Regions from separate parts of the Homo sapiens genome. Here region 2 is linked to region 1. Evidence: chromatin loops called from intact Hi-C (ENCODE). Cell type or tissue: dorsolateral prefrontal cortex. All regions are shown on one strand. Each heading gives the region's core, and the rest is flanking DNA. Links, peaks and the distances in the headings are about the cores only.

Region 1 (10,880 bases), core at 4,051-8,050:
ATTCTAAGCTTTATCAGAAAGTACTAAAACAAACCCATATAAATTACTGATAGTTGGACTCAAACAGAATCACTAAGACTGCAAATGGCACTCTCTGAATTTTACATTAAAATCTGTTTCTTTAGGAAAACAATTTTTCATTAAAATTGCTGTTTTGTTTTAATATATCTGACATTTAGGTTAGAGGTAGCAACTGCCAATGTCTGTTACTTCTCAACAGTTAAAAGATTCTTTAAACAGATAAACAAGTTTTTAGTTGATTTCCCCACTTAACAATGTTATTAGTTGAACGGTCTACCTTGTCTTTACCAAATGTGATAGGTGGCTGAGAAATCTGCCTCTGAACCTTCTCAGGGAGTATCACTTTCATAAAATCATTTCTTCCCTCTCTCTGAAAGATGTTTGCTACTTTCTTCAGAGGCAAGAAAATGTTTAGTATTGTACATTTAAGAATGTTAAGTTCTTAAAGAATTGTTTTAGAGATCATTAATTTTAACTTTCAGTTTTGCATTAATTCATTTATTTCCAAAATGGCCTCAATTCTAGTCCATGTTATTACCGGAGAAATAGCAACATTTGTTTTGCTGGAGGGTTAGAATCTGTTATACACATGCCATCTCTCTTGCCACCTCACACACACACTGCCTTTTGTTCTTCATAAACCAAAGATGGTCTAGAGATGTATGACAAAATATTATTTTTAATATTACTATTATGGTCATTGAATAGGGAATGAGCATTTCAGTTGACTTCACGTTTTGGTTACTGAACGTTAATTACCATGAATACCTCTAGAGGGTTTACCATTTCTGAGGATTAAATCATATACAACTCAAACACTTCTAAGTTACTGAGTGAACACAATGGTTTTTGAAAATTCTTAAAGAGCTTTAGAGCTCTGCAGAGCCATAGGTCATGATTGGTTGTGCCCAGATCCTTACCCTAGTGCTCGCAAAAAACTTAAGAAATGGGCATGAAGTTCAACCAGCTTTCTTGACCAACACCCACCTAAGTTTCTCTTCCAAAACAATTCCTGAACAAGTGACACATACTAAATTGTGTCACTTGTTTCTCCTCAAAGCAGAGTACAAAGTGCATCATACCAACTCAGCCTCATCCTTCTCCTCCTATCACTCTCACCATACAAAACAAGTGATTTGAAATGTCCAGTGGTTTGTATGACAGAGAGATTTCATTGTACTCAGTGGCCATGATGTGCTGGTCTTTTTCATAACTCACACAACAGCATAAAACAAATAGACTCTGACTCAGTCAGGTATACTATCGTGTAAAAAGAAAAATAAAATGCACAGAGCAGTAGGGGATTTTTCTCAGCATGATTATTTTGCATCCAGAAAGGCTAAGAGATTGTCCCAGGTCACATGGATTGGGAGGATGTTGAGAAATTCTCAAAAGCAGAGGAGAGAAAGTAGGATTTATGAGTGACCTTAAAAAGGCCTTGGCCTTTCAGAAGAGAAAAGAGCTGTCCTGTAGCAATCCTAAGATTCCAAGCATATGAAGAATTACTGTGCTGAAAACACACTTCTACTTGTATTTACCCTTACCCTAAGAGAGCTATTGGGCTTAAAACGTAGCATGAGGGAATTAGGTTAAGTACAGTTTTCTGAAAAAGAGTCTCCTTAAAAAAATAAATTATAGCTTGAGACAGTGACCGTCTCAATGGGTACCTAAATGAATGAATGATTGAAACAGGTTAAATAGTGCTGGTGGGGGGACTAGGTAGGAGCACATCAGATAAGATGGCTAAGATGGCCTCTCTTTCTACCTACTATTCACTCTATGTGGAATGATTTTCTCTCAGCTCTGTACATGGCTCTCTAAATTTCTTTAGATCTCTGAATGACATTGAAACAATGACATTTAATAAACTGTCACTTCCCCAGAGATGTTTCCAATGGCAATCTTTTCAAAAGTGGCCATTCCTCCCCCATCAATGCTCTATCTCTCACTCTGCTTCATTTTTGTTCATAGCCCTCATCACTAGCTGAAATTACCATGTATATTTACTTGTTTACTATTTCATTGTCTGCATCTCATGTTAGAATATATGCTCCGTGAGGGCAGGGACGTTTATCGAACTCCTAGGCCTAGAGCATTGCCTGGTAGGTAATAAATGCTCCACACATGTTTTTGAATGAATGAACAAATCTCTCAAGTGCCAAGGGTCTTTGAAGCTTCTGTATTTCTTATAAGATTTGTCATGTTTCCTGCCTGCTCTAATGAGCGGAAGGGAGCTTTGTGAATTCCTTGTGTCCTACATGGATGCCCATGGAGACAAGGCTGGAAACCTGGTACATGAATCAGAAGCCCTCCAATCTAGAGAGAAGGAACCCACCCTTTCTTCTGTGCAGGAAGCCACCATTGCAGAGAAGGGGCAGCCCCAGGTTTGGATGCCCCCTGGCAGAGTGGTGGCACTCTGCAGCTCTGAGAAGGCCCCCCACAGTGGCCAGCAGTAAAGAAGAGCATTTGCTGTTGGCTCAGAATCAGGTGAAGGAACTGCAGGTGTGGAGAACTGAAGTGTTGGGTGAGCGTCAACATTTCTGACAGCTCAGAGATACCGTTTTTAAAACTGCATACATCAAGTCTTAGCTGGGGAGATAAGGATCCAAGTGCTTAAGCAGAGCTTACTCTAGACAATTCTTGGCTGACCTCACCTGTACCTACTTGTGCCTGAAAGAGACAAGACACTGGCTTTATATGATTACCTATGCCTGGGCTCCATTCAGACCAGCCAGGTAAAAGTTCTGGGGGTGGGGCCTGGGCACATTAATATTTTTAAAAGATCTCCAGGGGACACCGATGTGCAATCAGGTTTAAGAACCACTGGACTAAAGTGAAATGTAAATTTCGTTACCAATCTCTTGGATCTCTTTCATTTTCCCAAGGGTTTGGCTCTTTGTGGAGTGGGTAGACTATTTTCAGAAATATGAGAATACTGGAGAACATCAACCCTGCACATTCACACACACAGAAATTCTGCAGTTCCCCTATAGCATTTTCTATTGAGGGCTCTCAACTTCTAGATCTTTCTGAGAACTCTCACATTGCAGAACAGACGGCTAAGTTCACAACACCACCAATGGAATTTCCAGAGAAAGCCAAATATGGCAGAATTCCATTTGTCTGATTTCCTCCTCTTTTTAGTATTATTGCTTGAGCAGCTTTGATGAAATTTAGGAAACTGGAGTCAGAAGGGCCCCTAATACAATCAGCTGAGAGCCACACTGGAGGATGAGGCTTTCTGTGTCACTATGGGAAACTAGATTTGTGGATGCTTCTACCCATTTCAAATAAACTCCCATACTTATGAAGGAGGCCTGCTGGTTGCATCCCCCTAGTATGGCTGCTTGCCCATGGGGGCTACATGTAGAAAGTGGGGATGCCTATTAAACAAACAAGACTGAGATTAAGCAAGATGGATGTAAGCAGGTGAGACAGACCCTTTCCATGTGCCTCCCTTTTCTCTGACAATAAACCTTAAAGATTTTGAAGAAGGAACTCTTGGCTCCACCAGTTATTAGTAATGAATGAAGAAGACAGATACCTTTGGGGAAGCTTTGTTTGGTGCCTAGAATTTTACGTTTGAACCTTTCTTCGTGATAAGAGTAATGGTCAGTTTTGAACAAGGAGCGCAGGTTTTCTTAACACATAACATTTGGCCCACCTTAATTTGTTCATTTTCCCCCTTTTTAATAAGCACAACGTAGATCTTTGCTTTTTAATAATGTTACTGCTTTACATTAGATGATTAAATATCAAAAATGGAAAGCCATGTTTTCTAAGTGGCTAGAGTGTTTGTGTGTATTGGGAGTGGGGTGGGAGGGAAAACATTTTCTGTGTGCTAGACTGTCATTGTAAACTCAGCTGGATTTAGGACATTCTGATAAACTGGTAAAAGTTACCTATCACTTTCAGAGAGTGCCTACAAAGATGACAATGATGACGATGGTGATAGCTAACATTTATTGAGCATTAAATAGGAGTCAGGCACTGTGTTAATTATTCTACATGTAAAATTCTCTTGTCTCTAAGCTAATAAGGTAGAAATTACTACTATTCTCACATTATATGAGAAGACTAAGGCCCAGAAAGATTAGGTAACCTTTCTAAAAAAAAAAAAAAGAAAAGAAAAAAGCCCATGATGATTCAGAGCTATTGGCAGTAAATACATGTAGCACATATTTCTGGTAACAGTCTTCCTCGAAAAACCTCATAAATTTATGAAGAACAGCATCAGCTGTTCACCATCTAGCCCTGACTCACCTCCTTTCCCGTTTGCCTCTAATCTCTCATAGAGAACCTACTGCAGTCAAAAGAATTGACTCACTAGACTGCAAAATGCTGTGCCTTCTCTCTTTCTGTATAAAATCTACCCATCTTTAAGTATCATTTTTCCATAAAACCACCCCAACCACTCACATACAACCAGCTGTAACAACTTTGTATCCTCTTAATTCCACAAAATATTCTTTGTCTTTAAAGAAACCTTCGGCAGTTGGTTATTTTTATAGCTATATCATAGATACATATGCCATATAAGCATATTTTAAACTTTTTCCTATATAAGCACAATGCCTGGCATGTTGCAGATCTCCAATAAATATTTTCTCATTATCTTTTCTGAAACGAATAAAGTTTAGAATATTTTATGACATTCTCAGGGCAAGTGTGTAAACAACAGATAACTGTTGAGGACAGAAGGGAGCTGTGAAGTTTTATTCTCCATAGATGGAATTATGTTCCAGTGGTTACTGGAAGATGTCTCTCTACCTGGTTACCCACACTGGACTTGACGCTGGCTTTAAATGACTGCTCTCCCTTCTCAAGTGCTATGGAAGTACGACTGGCAGGACTGTGGGTCTCTGCATGCATGTTTCCATTCTCAATGCAATCACAGACAGTGCCAAACCTTTATGTCCTTATTTTCTGAACCTTCATATGACAGGTGGTAGACATTTCCATGGCACTGACACAAAAATTAGTAAATACAGGGCTACATGTTTAAAATATTCAGGAACAAAATGCCAGATTATCAAATCTATTTCAAAAGATTGTTAAAGCTGCAATCTTGAATGACATAGCCATGTGCTATGCCAAGAACACATAAATCCCCACCTGTAAAGCACCAGGGTGTCACCTGCACACCCAACAATAAAGAATTCAGGGTTTTTCCTTAAGTTAAGACTAAAGCAAGGATGGTAAATGATTATGCAATGTAATTCACCTTTTATTCCTCCCACCACACAATGAACAACTGACCTTCTGTGCGTGTATATGTGTGAGTGAACTGTTTAAATAAGAAGCTTCAGCTAGTTCTTCTATTAAATATGAGAGAAAAAATAAACATTTCCATTTTGCAAGCCTGGCATCTTCTCCATAATATAAAGCCAAATGGAAAATAAAAGGGAATGAATATCATCAGAGGACGATTACCTATGACAAGTCAACAACTGCTGCCGGCAATCAGTGAGGACCAGCATGTATAATACTAAGCCTTAAGATGCGAAATATTTATGCCTAAACTTTATGAACAACTGCTCAAGGAAAATGACTTGCTTTCTTTGCCTGACAAAGAAAATTTAGGCAGCTGTTCTCCAACTTTGATTTCCAGAAAGCTGGGGACTGAAACTGCCATCTGTAGAACAGCTATTGTTTAATTTGAAGACCACATCACAGGATATTTAAGTGACATGCCAGAAAGGGTTATTGCCCCACTGTCAGGCTGGCCTGGATGCTGGGTTTATTATGTGTGCTTTCTTCATGTAATCATTGATTCAAAATCCCTCTTGACATTGAGGGCTGGAAAATTCTCCTTATTGACAAAGATACAATATGAGAATATGAAAATGTGTCTACTCAGAAAGGACTGACCAGGGATTACCTAATAAAAAAGACAAGAAGAAACAATGGCAGACCTTGTCATATTTAAAAATAATATGCTGGTCCCTCTTCCAACTTATTCTACTTAATGCAGCCATGCACTCACTACATGCATTTCTAGCGCAGACTATGAGCTGAAAACTATTAACCAAAGTCTTATTTCTTCATGCTAAAAAGGCTCTGCCAAGCAGCGTCAGTAACAGCAACAATGAAAAATAAGATTGCAGGTGCATACCTTAACCTCCTGATTGGTAAAGACCTCGACATCCACCACACAGGCAACCAGAGTGGAAACATCACAGTCCATGCTAGGGGCTGGCATTCCCCCTTCTGAATTTTTAATAAAGAGTTAGGCAACCTCAGAGTTGGGAGTGAAGGGAAGAGCTTCCAGATGGATATTGCTGTGGCCAGGCCTCGGTGCTGCCTTGCTCTGGGGACGGCTGGAGGCTCGGGCTCCTGGAGCCCGCTCCCACTGCACGCAGCCCTCCGCGTCTGAGGCAGCACAGCAGAGTAACGAACGGCCCGGCTCGCTCATGGCAATGACATCACCACAAAGACTGACACAAGCTGAAGCTATTTTTTTTTCTCCAAGCCTTTTATCTCTAGGCAGTGCAGTGGAGCAAATTGAACATGATTATGTGCTAAATCTGAACTCAGACTAAATCAATTCAAGCAGCGTTAGCTAGGAACTGAGTCATAGCTGTTGTTGCAGCCGAGTGCTTATGTTTGCAAAAAGCAGGAGGGGGTGAATCTGACACCAGAGTTTCTTCTTTGAGGTGGGGGAGGTGTAATTCTGCAGATGAGCCTCCTGAGGTTAAGGTTTGACAATTTTCTGCCTTCGAGATGAGCAGGAAGTTGAGGCATTTTGCAAATTGCTTGGCTTCTGTTAATTGCTCTGTGCCACTCAGAGCAGCCACACATGTTCTGGGCATCCTAATGCATCCCGGGCATGGGCTGAATAGAAATCCGTTCTTGGAGTGACTAAAGAGCTGGTCGTCTGTCATTTAGGGAGCATGGTAAGAGGAGATAATTAGAGGTTTGTGGAAATTCTATTTGAAGGCTATAAGTGCAGACCAGTAACGCTAAGAGCACCCTTCCAAGCTCAGGATTTCAGGCTGTCTCCAAGGTCATTCAAACCAAAAGCAGTTCATGGAAAGGAGTTACAGCAAATATTTCACACGGGGACAGATGGCAGGGTCTAACGGGCAAACTCACTGATGTGTCTCAGAGCTTGTCAGATCCTCGGGGCTTGACTTCACCTGAGACTTTGAACACATCCTTTTGCTTTCTCAGGCTTTTTTCCTGATTATAAATCCCTGAGGGGCAAGGCCACAGATGATTTACCTTTATATCTTCAGTCTTTCACAGATTGCCTGGCACAAGAAGATGATACTTGTTTAATAAATAAATCAATCAAACAGGAATAGCCTCCTTTCACAGGAGTGACCAAAGGAAAAATTTCCAATTGTTTTTTATTTTATCATTAGTTATACAAGTCCCAGTAGAACTCACTAACATTGTAGCAGTATCTATCCTTAAGAGTTCAGTTGTATCTTCAGTGGCCACTGGAACATCCTGATTTATAACAGATTGGTACTTTTCTAACATATGACTGGACAAAAGCCTCCCAATTTTACATGCAGATGAGAAAGGTGACATTTCAGACTGAGAGTAGAAGCTTTCTCATTTGTCCTCATTGGTGTACACTTGAGTCCAATGTTCCCCTTCAACAAGGCATTTTCTATGCTAAAGGTAATCAGGCCACAAATATGGATATTTAGACTGATGAAACTGTGTGTGTGTGTCTTTGTGCATTTGTTCAAGTGGCATTTATTTCGCTGTCCAGGACACTGTGGGAAATATTAAGTCATATATGCATATAATCCAACTAATATCAAGTAATGACTATGCAAAGCTCTGCATCTGATACTCTCAAGGATAAAATGATGAAAAAGCAAATGTCACTATCATCAATGGGCTTAAAATCCAGGGGAGGAGATAAGACATGGAGACCAACATTTCACAAGGCAGGGATGGTGATGGCTGAATAGGTATAGGAAGTGTTCAGTGGGAGCACTGGAGAAAGAGCAATGAATGCTGAATGCTGGATCCCATGTTAGGATGGCAGGTGAGCATCAAAGAAGGGGAGGAAATTTCTGCTCTGACCTTGAAATACGGGAAAGATACTGGCAGACAGAGAAGTGAGGGGTGCCCTTCAGCTAGGTAAAAACAGACTAGAAATGTCCAAAGGAAAGAATAAGGCATTTGGATGCAAAACTCACTCAGGGTTAAATCTGGCTGGAGCCTGAAGTATACAAGGCAGCCGGAGCCAGATGATGCAAAACCTGGCCAACATGAAGTACCAGGCAGCTTTTGAAAAGGTAAATGGGGGATCTACCTGTACAAGTGTAGCTAAAATGTAAAGTAATACAAAGATGAATGTGATTTTGAATATCACTGGCATCTGTTCAAGAGGCAAAACAAAGAAATGAATATTTTTTCATATGCCATGGCATATCCTAAAATTTATTTTTTACATTTCACAGCATACTGGTAAATGTTTAACAATCAGCTCTCTGAAAAGAAACATTTCAATTTTTAGCATTCGTCAATTTCTATGGTGTAAATATGCTCATCATGGCTGATTTCCAGCAGTCAGTGTGAAGTCAAACTGAATACAAAGTTGGGAAGACATGCATGTAATCTGCTCACACGGGCTGTTCCAGCACATCACTGTTTCATACTCATGAAAACGTTATGCCATATCAGTGACAGTTCATCCATAGAGGCAAAGTCCACGTGTGCCCAGAGCCCATCAAGAAACAACAGCAAAGTAGAAGCAACACATTCTAATCATTGCTCTGTTTACATAAGGGGCTGTATGAATTATTTCACACTTTATGTTTAGGAAAGAGCTATAAAAGATAAACATTGCTGTGATATGCCCTGACCAGAGGACATTATCCAGGAAGCAAAGCCCTACTTGAAGTTGTAAAATAGGCAGTTTTTTTTTTCTGATGTATCCTCAGCTTTCCCTTTCTAATTTGATTCTGCCCTACAGATTCCTTCCTGCTATCCAAGCACCCACTAACTTTATGCTTTCCTCTTTTAAAATATCTTTTCAAGGACAGTTGTCAACTCATCTGTATAAGCATTAAATGACTGATAACTCATAGTATTATCCCTCCCAGAGGAATACATATTTTAATAAGAGACAGAGTCTTAAGTTGGGCAAATTGTGTTTTTAGGGCAGAGTTCTAGGCATCAAGAGCAGATGATTTGTGGGGCAAAGGAACTTTCCAGTAACTCTGAACTAAAATTAGTGGGTTTTAAACCCCCAACTTATTGGGTTTTTAATAGTCATTCGTCTATACAATATGGTCATTTTCCTATTGGCTAGAGAGCCCAGGAGGCTCTCCTGTTATAACAGTGTCCTGTTTCTCTAGAGTTTTGTTTGTTTGTTTGTTTGTTTGAGATACAGTCTCATTCTATCACCAGGCTGGAGTGCAGTGGCACGATCTCAGCTCACTGCAACCACCACCTCCTGGGTTCAAATGATTCTCCTGCCTCAGCTTCCCTAGTAGCTGGGACTACAGGCACGGGCCACCACGCCCAGCTAATTTTTGTATTTTTAGAAGAGATGGGGTTTCACCATGTTGGCCAGGAGGGTCTCAATCTCTTGACCTCATGATCCGCCCACGCTGGCCTCCCAAAGTGCTGGGATTCCAGGCTTGAACCACCACCCCTAGCCGAGAATGTGTTTTTTTATAGCTAGGGGCTGACTTGCAGCCTTGGAGGTGTCTAGAATATAGATACACTTTGGCCAATGGCTACAAGGCCTTGTAAACACTAGACTTGGATTATTCTCCCACTTCATCTCATATCATTCTCACCTTTCTTCACTCCTCTTGTTCCAGCCCAATTGGCCTTATTGGTGTTCCAAAAAAAAAGAAAGAAACAAAGGAAAAACTTCCAAGCTCATTCCCATCTCAGGCCCTTTGCACTTGCTATTCCCTCTCTCTGAAAATATTCAGATCTCTTCATGGCTTGCTCCTTCTTATCATCTGGATCTCCGCTCAGATCACATCTCTTTGGAAAAGTATTCCCCAATCAGCTAAAATAAAAATTGTGTGCACATTTTTACACACACAGAGTCAATCACTATCCTGGCATCTTCATTTTAACTTTCTTCACAGCACTTTTCACTACCTGAAATTATTCTGTTCATTTATTTCTTTATGTGTCCACTGCTTGTCCTCACAACTAGAATTTAATCTCCATAAAAGCAGAGATTTTTGCCTATTCTGCTCCCTGCTTATTCCCAGGGGCTAGAAGGATGCCTGACACTTAGGAGTTACTCTAATAAACATCTGAAAGATGAATGGATAAATACACAAATGAATCTAAAAAGGCAAGTAGAGAGACTCAAACCAATAGAGGTGCCTCCTAGATCCAGGAGTTGCAGGGAGGCTTTTGCAGAAGGGCTGCAAAGGCATGGTGAGTTCGGTGATAACCTCTCATCTCTGAGAGCTGAGTCCTGGCTTAGCTCTGTTCAGGAGTGTCCTTTCCAGCTGAAGTGGCCAGAAAACCTTGGGATTCATCCAAACCACTGCTCTTGCAATGACCGATCACACTGAGGAAAGGATGCATTATGCACAGACCCCTTGGACAGAGGCCATTGCCCTCCCTTCAGTTCAGGCAATTCTCTAAAAGGATGGACAGCTGAGCTGATACACTCACCTCCATCTCAGCAGGAGGAGATGCACACCTTCCAATCCCAGAGGAAGCTGTGGTAGCAGCAGCCAAGCCTGTTTGGCTAATGAGCATAGAAGTTCCCATTACAGCTATGGGTTGTCAAAGGCTCTGCTCCTTCTGTATGGCCTTCTGGATCATCTGTTTTTTAAATGTTTATTATGGAGAATTTCAAATATATTCAGCAGAAGACAGAATATAATAATGAGCCTTCATGTATCCACCAC
Region 2 (9,412 bases), core at 1,717-5,716, 80 kb before region 1:
GTTGTTTTGTATTCTTAAATTTCTCCTTTACAGCAATCTTAAATTTCTTCTAGAGAAAAATGTTTCACTTCCCAGGGCAAGGGTGCTGGCTCAACCAATCTTTTACTCTTCTTGCCAGTGGCAGAGGACATATTTTAATTTAGTAGCTGTGTCGCCTTGGGCAAGTTACTTAACCACTCTGTGCCTCACATTCCCCAGCTGTATAATTGAGGACAATAATAATACCTGTTATTGTCTGTGAACATTAAATAATATTGTAAGGTATTTAGAACAGTGCCTGGCACATAGTAAGTAATTTATCTTCATCCCCACATAATTTTAAGTCATTTTTATTTATTTATTTTCTAATGTATAATACCTATTTTACTTACTCTCTGGATCAAAGATAGAATGGTCATGGGGACAATGATTAAGGATGTTTAAAATTATGCCTCTCATAATTTTCGGAATATAAACTTGCTCTTGGTATAATAAAGGGAACTGAGAGACACTTCTTGAATATAACGTGGCCCTCGTCTCCTGTCGCAACATCTTAAATATTTCAAAGGATTTCAATAGGCACCCACAGGTTTGGGTCTGATCATGGTTCCATTATAACTGCACTGCTTTCTTTATGTTTGTTTCTAGGACCACTCTAGAAGTTTTCAGGAATTGGACTTGTCCCTCTCTGAGAGGTCACCAATATTCCTCCTTAAAGAACTACAGACTGTTTTGCCCCTTGCTTGTCTGAGATGAGGCCTGGATCCCCACTGTTTCATTTGTTCTCCATGAAAGGGTCCTAATAAACTGTGTCATTGCCTCTGGGGGCAGCCAGTCAGTTGACTTAGCCCGAGTCCCATCTCACTCTGGATCCCTGCTCCATAACGTTCTTTCTTTAGACTGACTTTTTCCCAGCAGCTTTAAATGTCTACATACCTTCTCAATCACTCTGCTCTACCAATTAAACACTGTTCATCATTCCTCTAATGCAAAACTCCATTCCTTTGATCATTTGAGTTGCTTTCCTCTGCTCCCATTCTAATTTGTTTCTGTACTTCTGGAACTGAGGTAGTCATTCTTTAACATGCAATTAGTTATAATTTGTTACTGAAATGATTCTGCCAAAGGATTAAAACTAAATTTTACTAAATCACTTTTTTAAAAATGAAAATGCTAGAAGTCCTCTAATTATAGAAAACATTAATTTAATGCTTCCCGACTGAGTCTGGCTAAAGCTATAAGAAAGCAACAATTTGTCAGTAAAGAAACTATCTCTAGGCAGGCTAATAGCTCTGGTCTATTCCTTCGTTCATTCACACATTCATTCCTCCAATGTTTATTGAGCATCCACTATGTGCCAGGTAGTTTCAGGTACTGGGAATACCAAAATGAATGAAACATGCATTCTTTCCCTCAGTAAGAAGTGAAGATAGTAAGTTGAATGATAGAAAATTACCATAAGGAAAAGTGAATATTTGTGCAAAGTGACAGGAGGAGACTGAAGGAGCAACCTCTTGCCTTGGCACCTGGTTGGGAAGGGGGCAGAGACGCGATGTGGGGGAGGATGCCATGGGGAGGAGGAAGGGTGTGGCCCTGCTCCCTGATTGTTGCAGCTGAAACAACCTTTAATTTAACGTCTGATATTTTCAACTCAATTGTTGGACGCAAATCATGCATGTGTGTGGCTGAGGAAGCTTCAAGGACATAGAAAAGGGATAAATGGATAACCAAATAAAGACAAACAGTCCCAAATTGCTGGCAAGGAATGGAGAGAAACATATCCTAGAAAATACATCCAGATTGCAGCTGTTCCATGGACACAATATCAGTCATACTTAAAAATCAGGAAACTCTCAATATTTGCTCTTGTACCAAATGCACAAGTCTCCATTTGCACATTTACCAGACACTAGGTTAGGCTTTCTGGAAGTTTAGATTGGTGTTTGTTAGAAATAATTCTTGAGGCCTAGCGCGGTGGCTCATGTCTGGAATCCCAGCACTTTGGGAGACTGAGGCGGGTGGATCACGAGGTCAGGAGTTTGAGACCAGCCTGGTCAACATGGTGAAACCCCGTCTGTACTAAAAAATATAAAAATTAGCCAGGTGTGGTGGCATGCGCCTGTAGTCCCAGCTGCTCAGGAAGCTGAGGCAGGAGAATTGCTTGAACCCGGGAGGAGGAGGTTGCAGTCAGCCGATATTGTGCCACTGCACTCCAGCCTGGGTGACAGGGTAAGATTCTGTCTCAAAAAAAAAAAAAAAAAAAAAAACCAAGAAATAATTCTTGATTCAGGGTTAAAAACAAATAAATGTTTGCCAGAGTTGAAGCAGAGCAGGCCTGAAGTCAGCCAAGCCAACCAGTATCCTTAATAGAAGGCCAGCTGGCGGAGTGTGAAGTTTACTCTCTGGAGTCAGAAGCGCCAGGGTTTGAAATCTGACGATGTCACCAACCAGCTGTGTCACCTTGGGAAAGTTCATGCTTCTTTCTACAGCCTCGTTTCCAAATCCATAAAATGGGGATAATAATAGGTCCTATCTCTGTGTTTATTACAAAGCAGGGCCCTTCAAAAATGGTAGATGGTACATTTATTGTGATAAAAGAAGGTGGGTGCTATAGATTAGCTGTAACATTAAGGTAAAAGGCGTGTATTTTTAACATTATTGATAAGTTATTTACCACTCCGAGCTCCCCATCCCCCATCGCCAACTGCTTTTTTTTCTCTGCCTCTTTAAGACCATTTCCTTCCTCCCTCTTTCTTTCCTTCCTCTTCTGTGTCAGGCTCTGTGAGCGTCCCTTCCGGGGCCTAATTTCCATCCCATCTGTGCCTTCTGCCTCCATCAGTCCCAAGTCACATTTGTCCCTGTCTGTGCCTTCCAGAGCCTGGACTCAGCTGGGTCAGCCAGTAAGGGTGTCTGGAACTTGCCCCTAGCTTTTTCTGCATCAATCTTTGTGAATGCTGACAACAACTAATGTTCTTTCACATTCTTGATAAAAATGATTTGAATTTTACTGGATGATCAGCTCCACATGAGTGAGCTGGAGTCCAGCTGGGGTGTGATGGTTAGAAAGTCTGACATAGCCTGAGCCTCCTTTCTAAATAGTGAAGTAGGAAGAGCACAGCATTGGAAGCTCTGGCACTTTCATTGTCAAATCAGCTCCCTGCTTCGCTCTGGGCCTTAGTTTCCTTTTCTGTAAAATCCAGGTCAGACTCCTAGGTCCTCTAGCCAAGACCTTAGTGATTCTATAAAGAGCTCTGTTTGCTGACATTCAAAACACCTCTACAAAGTGTTCAAGTGTGTCCTTGTCAATATCTGTGCATAGGAGTCAAACTGGCAGCTTCAAGGACCTTGGCTGAAATTGGTCCATTTGGATATGTGTGCTTGTTTCTGCAATGTCCTGAATGACTGTGGGAAAGGGCTTCACAAGGCTTCATGTGAGTAGACTTAATTTACTTTATACACTGTGCAGTGTTTAAGCATATCACACATGTGGCTCTCTGAAGGGGGAGGGTCTAAGATCAGGATCCTGGATGTGAACCAGACGTTTAATGAAATCATATTTCACTAACATCTCTCTTATTATTATATTGCTTCTTTCATCAGCACATGTTAGTTAGACATACCTACTGCTTCTTGAAGGTAAAACTTATGGCCATTTTAAAGGGCCTGAGAAGCTGAGTGATGTGATGGTGATTACAAGGAAACCTCCAGTGAGCTTGCTCTTGAAAGTTCTATAATTTAACTTTCAGGACATACATGCAACAGCTGGCAATCTTCTTGCAAGAAGTGCTTATTAATCAGATCAGCATCATCTTAATCTAGGTACCTGGTAAGACGACCAGCTTTTCTTGGTTTGCCTGGGAATTTTCTGATTTTAGCAGTGAAGGTCCTATGGCCAAGGGACTCCTTAGTCCTGGAGAAACCAGGACAGTTGGTCACCATAATTCCTAGGGTTCTCAGGTTTTGGCGTATACAAGGATCAACAGATGTGATTATCAAAACTGCAGATTTCTGGGGTGGGCGACTCTGGGCCAAATGTTTTCCTGCTACATTAAGAAATGCTGGTAAGAACTTATAAGTTGACTATTCTTGGTACTTGGCATTTAGCTACCAGTGGTTCTTGAACTTATCTGCATATTAGAATCAGTGGGGGAGCTTTTAAAATGTACTGATACCTGAACTTTACCCACATCAAATTAGAATCTCTTGGGGTGGGGTCAGGCATTCAGATTCTATTTTTAAAGCTCCTTCCTATCCCAAGATAACCAGCAGTAGACAGAGCAGACATAATGGCCATTAGTTACCACTCAATTCACAGTGCTAAAAATCTCAGCTGCCACCTGGTTTCAGCCCCTTCAATTTCTATTATTTCCTCTCCTAATATAACACAGAAAAAAATACTTTGGGGCGCAAGGTGTCATCATCTGCTGAAATTGAGGGCAGTATCCCTTCTAACTACAAAGCCTAAAGAAACTTTTGGACAAGTGCATAGAGATGTACAAGAATGTTAACTGTTACTTTGATTGTAATAGCAAAAAACCTGGAAATAATCTAAATGTCCATCAACAGGAGAGTGGCTAAATAAAGTGTGGTGGTAGATTCATATTTTAGAATGCTATACTGCGTGAGAATGAGTGAATCAGAGCTACATATGCCAACATCAGAACAAAGTGACTAAGATTTTTTTAAAGTTAGAGGCTGCTGTGACTGACTTCTTAGGAACTTGGAGGTTCACTTTGGCAGGCAGGTTTTCTTGTAACAAGGGGTTCCTGAGTGTGTACTAGCACTGTGACAGCAATAAAACTGGGTTGCACAGCATAGATGCCTCCTTCCAGCTGGTAGGGTTCATTTTGTCTGTTCTGAGGAAACAATTTCCTCCTGGGATAGAGTTAAATCCCACAAGAATTAGGTAGTGCTGTTGGATCTTAAAATATCTGCATTGCAATCCAGAAGCTTCATGGACTTGACACCATTTTAGTACAGGTTCCTGAGTTGCTTTTTGAACGGGTGCAAAGTCTGATGCTGCATTCTCATCCATCATTCCCTCTCATTGTCCACACAGAGGAATAAATCTATTAGAAATGCAGATGTTACTGTGAACCCAGGATCTCAAGGTTGTTAATCTCATTTGGCTTTTCTAGGTTGCTGACAAACGTTTATTTTTAAAATGGACCGCAAAGCTTACCTGGTCCTAGTTTGGCCACAGCATAGAGGAGGTCATAGTTGAGGACTGGCGTGGCATCGTTGATGGGCTGCCAGCCAACAGGTGGGGAGGAAGGGGGCGAGATGAGAAACTGTTTGGCAGGCTGGGGTGGAGCCAAGTGCAGTTTGTCTCCATCTGTCTCTGGAGTCTGAACCTTTCAAATAGAGTAGAGATGAAGAAACTTATTCATCATGGCTTCAGATGTGTCATGTTGGCACATTAAAACATGGGTTTAGTTTCAGCCTGCGACAAATGAACCGATGAACCCGACCGTAATAATAATTACCACTTACCACATACCATGTGCTCAATTGCCTTATTTAATCCTGAAAATAGTGGATCTCAACCTTTACTGTACATCAGAATCACCTGCAGTCCTTACTAAAACACAGATTGCTGAGCCCTATCCCCTACATTTCTGATTCAGGAGGCCTGGGATGGGGCCTGAGGGTTTGCATTTCTAATAGATCCCCAGGCTATGCTGTTGGCTGCCAGTCCACTGTCCCACCACGCACCTGCCAAATGTTTCCTTCTCTCCTTCTCTCTTTTCCTCCTTCCTTCCTTCCTTGGTGAAATTCACATAACATAAAATTAACCACTTGAAAGTGAACAGTTCAGTGGCAGTTAGTACATTCCTAACCTGCAACAACCACTTCTATCCAGATCCAAGCTCTTTTCATCACCTTAAAGGAACTCCTCTGCCTATTGCTACCAGTACTACCATTACCAGTTACCACCATTCCTGTCTCCCACTGGTCACTGGCAACCACCATGCTGTTTTCTGTCTCTACAGATTTACCTGTTCTTGATATGTCCTATAAGTAGAATCACAGAATATGTGACCTTTTGTGTCTGGCTTCTTTCCCTTAGTATAATGTTTTCAAGGTTCATCTACATTGTAGCATTTATCAGTATTTTAGTCCTTTTTATGGATGAATAATATTCCATCATATGGACATACTATAATTTGCTAATCCATTCATCCATTGATGGACATTTGAATGGTTTCCACCTTTTGTCTATTGTGAATAGTGCTGTTGTGAACGTGTGTGTACATGTATTTTTTTGAGTACCTGTTTTAAATACCTAGGAGTCGAATTGCTGGGCCAGATGGTAATTCAATGCTTAACTTTTTAAGGAACTGAGTGAGATTTTAAAGACGAGGAAACTGAGGTTTGTCCACATCACACACATTAGAATAGCAATGATGGAATTTGAACATGGATGCAGGGCCAATGTCTGTGTTCTTTTCACTGTGCCATCTCTGTAGAATCTGAAGGTGGAAACCATACTTACAGATCACTTAAGAGATGGATCAAGGTATCTAGTGATGAGGTGAGGGCACTAATGGAACATGATGGATATTGATTTCTATTGCTGTGAACTTCATAAGCATTGCCAAGAATTACTCATTTCATTTTGGAAGAGCTAGAATTGATTTTTGGATGAAACAAATTAATTTCCATATATTTGTCACCTTTTCTCATAAATATGAATCATTGAAAAGTTATACATTCCACTAAAGCTGTCATATGATTTAAGTTTTAATTATAACCCTGATAGGAAGGTTAGGAATAGCTGTGATTACGTCATTCTTATTATAACTACTAGCGGGCATTTATTGTGTATTTGCCAAATATTAGGCACTTAAACACACAATAATTCATGCAATCCTCATAACAGTATGGGGTGTAGATCTTGATCATCCCCACTTTACAGATGAGAATAAGGAGCCCCAGTGAGGTTATGTAACTTGCTCTGGTAGGCAGCTCTCAGAGCCTGTTTTCTAAGCCACTAAGCTGTTTCTGTCTGGAAATCATGATGTGGGTCTATTTCTCAGTGAATTAATTTATAGACTACCAACCAATCTGAAAATAGAAAGGGCTTCATTTACATTTTAAAATGGTAAAAAATAATGTAGGGCAAAAAGAATAACTTTGGTAAACAATTACCTTACCTGTGCAAAGTAGAGCTTTAATTTTTTCCCTCTGAATTGGGTTTCATGAAGCTCTATCCTAGCTCGGGCTGCAGATTTAGGATTGCTGAAGTTTATACGGACACGTCTGAAACTCTTAAATAGCTGGAACGTCACACAGTCATCATAAGTCCGAAACAGTCCCTCAAATTTTTCCTGATAAAAACAAACACAGAGGAAAATCCATTGGCCATGGCATGGATCTCGTATGATGTCATATCTGATAAAAACAAACAACTAAATAAATAGGCTGTTAATAACATATGGTTTAAATAGAACACCAGTAATGTATTTTTTTCATCTGTAGATCTGTTGCCAGGTGCAAAACATGCCTGAATGATTTATAATCTTGGTCCAAGGTTCTCTAGAGGACCAGTGAATAGCATTCAAAGTATATGAAACAAATGGGAAATTACGCAAAATGTTGAGTATTTCTGTAGAGGAGAGGGATCATAATGATCATTAGATTCTCAAAGAAGTTCATTATCTCCAAAATACTGGAGCTACTGAGTAAAGCATATGGTAAATATTGTGATTACCAATCTTGGGGGCACTTTTCTTTTTCTTTCTTTCTTTCTTTTTTTTTTTTTTTTTTTTAGACAGAGTCTTGCTCTGTTGCCCAGGCTGGAGTGCAGTGGCATGATCTTGGCTCACTGCAACCCCCGCCTCCTGGATTCAAGTGATTCTCCTGCCTCAGCCTCCTGAGTAGCTGGGATTACAGGCATGTGCCACCACACCCAGCTAATTTTTGTATTTTTTAGTAGAGATGGGGTTTCACCATGCTGGCCAGGCTGGTCTCGAACTCCGGACCTCAAGTGATCCACCTGTCTCAGCCTCCCAAAGTGCTGAGATTACAGGCATGAGCCACCATGCCAGGCCTAGGGAGGGGTGGGCACTTTTCTTGCCTAAAAATATGGGATCCACTCCATCCAGTTTCCTAGTCAGGCAGTACCATTTGATTAGTCCTGGTCAATGAAATACGTGTAGAGTGCAGAAGAAAGCCCTCGAGTAATTTTTCAGTTTATTTCTCTGAAGAGGCCATGTGTTTCAAAAGGTACAGCTGTCAGAAACAGGATTCTCTTCACTCTGGGTCCCTGAGTGGCTGTATGAAGCAGAAATAGTTTTCTCCCGACTCCAACCCCATTCTATAGCCAACTCTGCCATAGCAAGGAAAAAAAAAATCTCTATTGCATTAAATCACTGAGATTTGAGAATTATTTTATTCCTACAGCATAACCAAGCTATCACAATACAAAGCAGTAATTAAAAACTTTAGACTCAATACACAATTTCAATTCAACTGAGTAAGTATCTATTAAATGCTTACTTTGTATGAGGCATGGTCTCTCTCAAGACTTTAAGAGGATACAGAGATGAGTATCACATTGTTCTGACCCTCAACCATCTAACAATCTAACATGTGAAGCAGATACACACAAGTAAGAGGACACCCAGAACACTGCAGAAAGGCATAACAGAAAACTAGAGAATTAAAAAAGAAAAAATATATAGGCATTATGTTAATACCATCTGTCTGATCTGTCTGGTTCCTCTTAGCCATAAAAATATCCTTATTATAAGAAAACTAGTATATGTTATAAGCTAGTGTGTTCTTAATAGAGAAACTTCCACTAAGGAAATTATATATACAACCAACCTGATTCTTTTATTTCAACAGTAAAAGGTAATTTCTCATAACAGTGAGTACAAGTAAGGATGGAGATGCATGAAATATTAATACTGCAAGATTCATAGAATTTTAACTAGGAATGGACTTAAGAGATGATGAACTCAACCTTTTCCTCCTCACCTCCATCATTTTACGAGTCAGAACCCTGAGATCTGAAAAGATAAGGACTTACCCATGGGCACATGGACAGTCAGTAGCAGAGCCAGGACCAGGCCAAAGTCCTTGTGACCCTGACTAGAGAGATACTGTCAACTTGATAAAGAATTATACTGTCAGGTTGATAGGAGGAGATGCTTATTTTAATAAGAGCATTTATATTTAATTAGATCACATCTAAGAGAATCAACATAGTGAGGTGGGGTTGTAAAAACACTGACTTCTGAGGCTCCACAGGAGGAGTAACTCGAATGTCAGGGAAGGTCTTCCTGCCTCTTGGGCATCCAGATCAACTTGTATCAGACCTTCAAGCCCATGTTGGTGATGATTCCATACCCTGCTGCCCATTTCTGAGAATCCCCAGGCTGCAGTTCCCCCTCCTATCTTTGACTCCTTTGTCTGCCCACACTCT

Evidence for each region. A loop is a pair of places that touch in the nucleus more often than their neighbours do. Peaks named below come from ENCODE experiments on the same cell type or tissue, not always from the same donor. Only the 100,000 strongest peaks of a DNase experiment are listed, where the experiment ranks them.
Region 2: a loop joins it to region 1, with 2.2 times the contacts of the local background. A loop is called at or near these places in 1 of 110 quality-filtered maps.

Annotation. Positions count from the first base shown.
Region 1 is chr6:46,319,257-46,330,136 of GRCh38, forward strand. The region is part of intron 2 of RCAN2 (regulator of calcineurin 2); the gene reads right to left. All of the region lies in intron 2 of LOC101926915 (a long non-coding RNA gene), which reads left to right. Among named protein-coding and RNA genes, the nearest start is that of ENPP5, 150 kb to the left of the region's middle. In dorsolateral prefrontal cortex, for the core only: no CTCF peak of the experiment used is centred there; DNase peaks (open chromatin) are centred at 6,405 and 6,825; H3K4me3 peaks cover 3,718 bases; H3K27ac peaks cover 4,000 bases.
Region 2 is chr6:46,241,587-46,250,998 of GRCh38, forward strand. It overlaps RCAN2 (regulator of calcineurin 2), which reads right to left. Exons shown (of 5, transcript NM_001251974.2): 3 at 7,137-7,310; 4 at 5,162-5,333. It overlaps LOC105375079 (a long non-coding RNA gene), which reads left to right. Exons shown (of 5, transcript XR_001743802.3): 3 at 3,299-3,410. Among named protein-coding and RNA genes, the nearest start is that of ENPP5, 75 kb to the left of the region's middle. In dorsolateral prefrontal cortex, for the core only: no CTCF peak of the experiment used is centred there; no DNase peak of the experiment used is centred there; H3K27ac peaks cover 608 bases.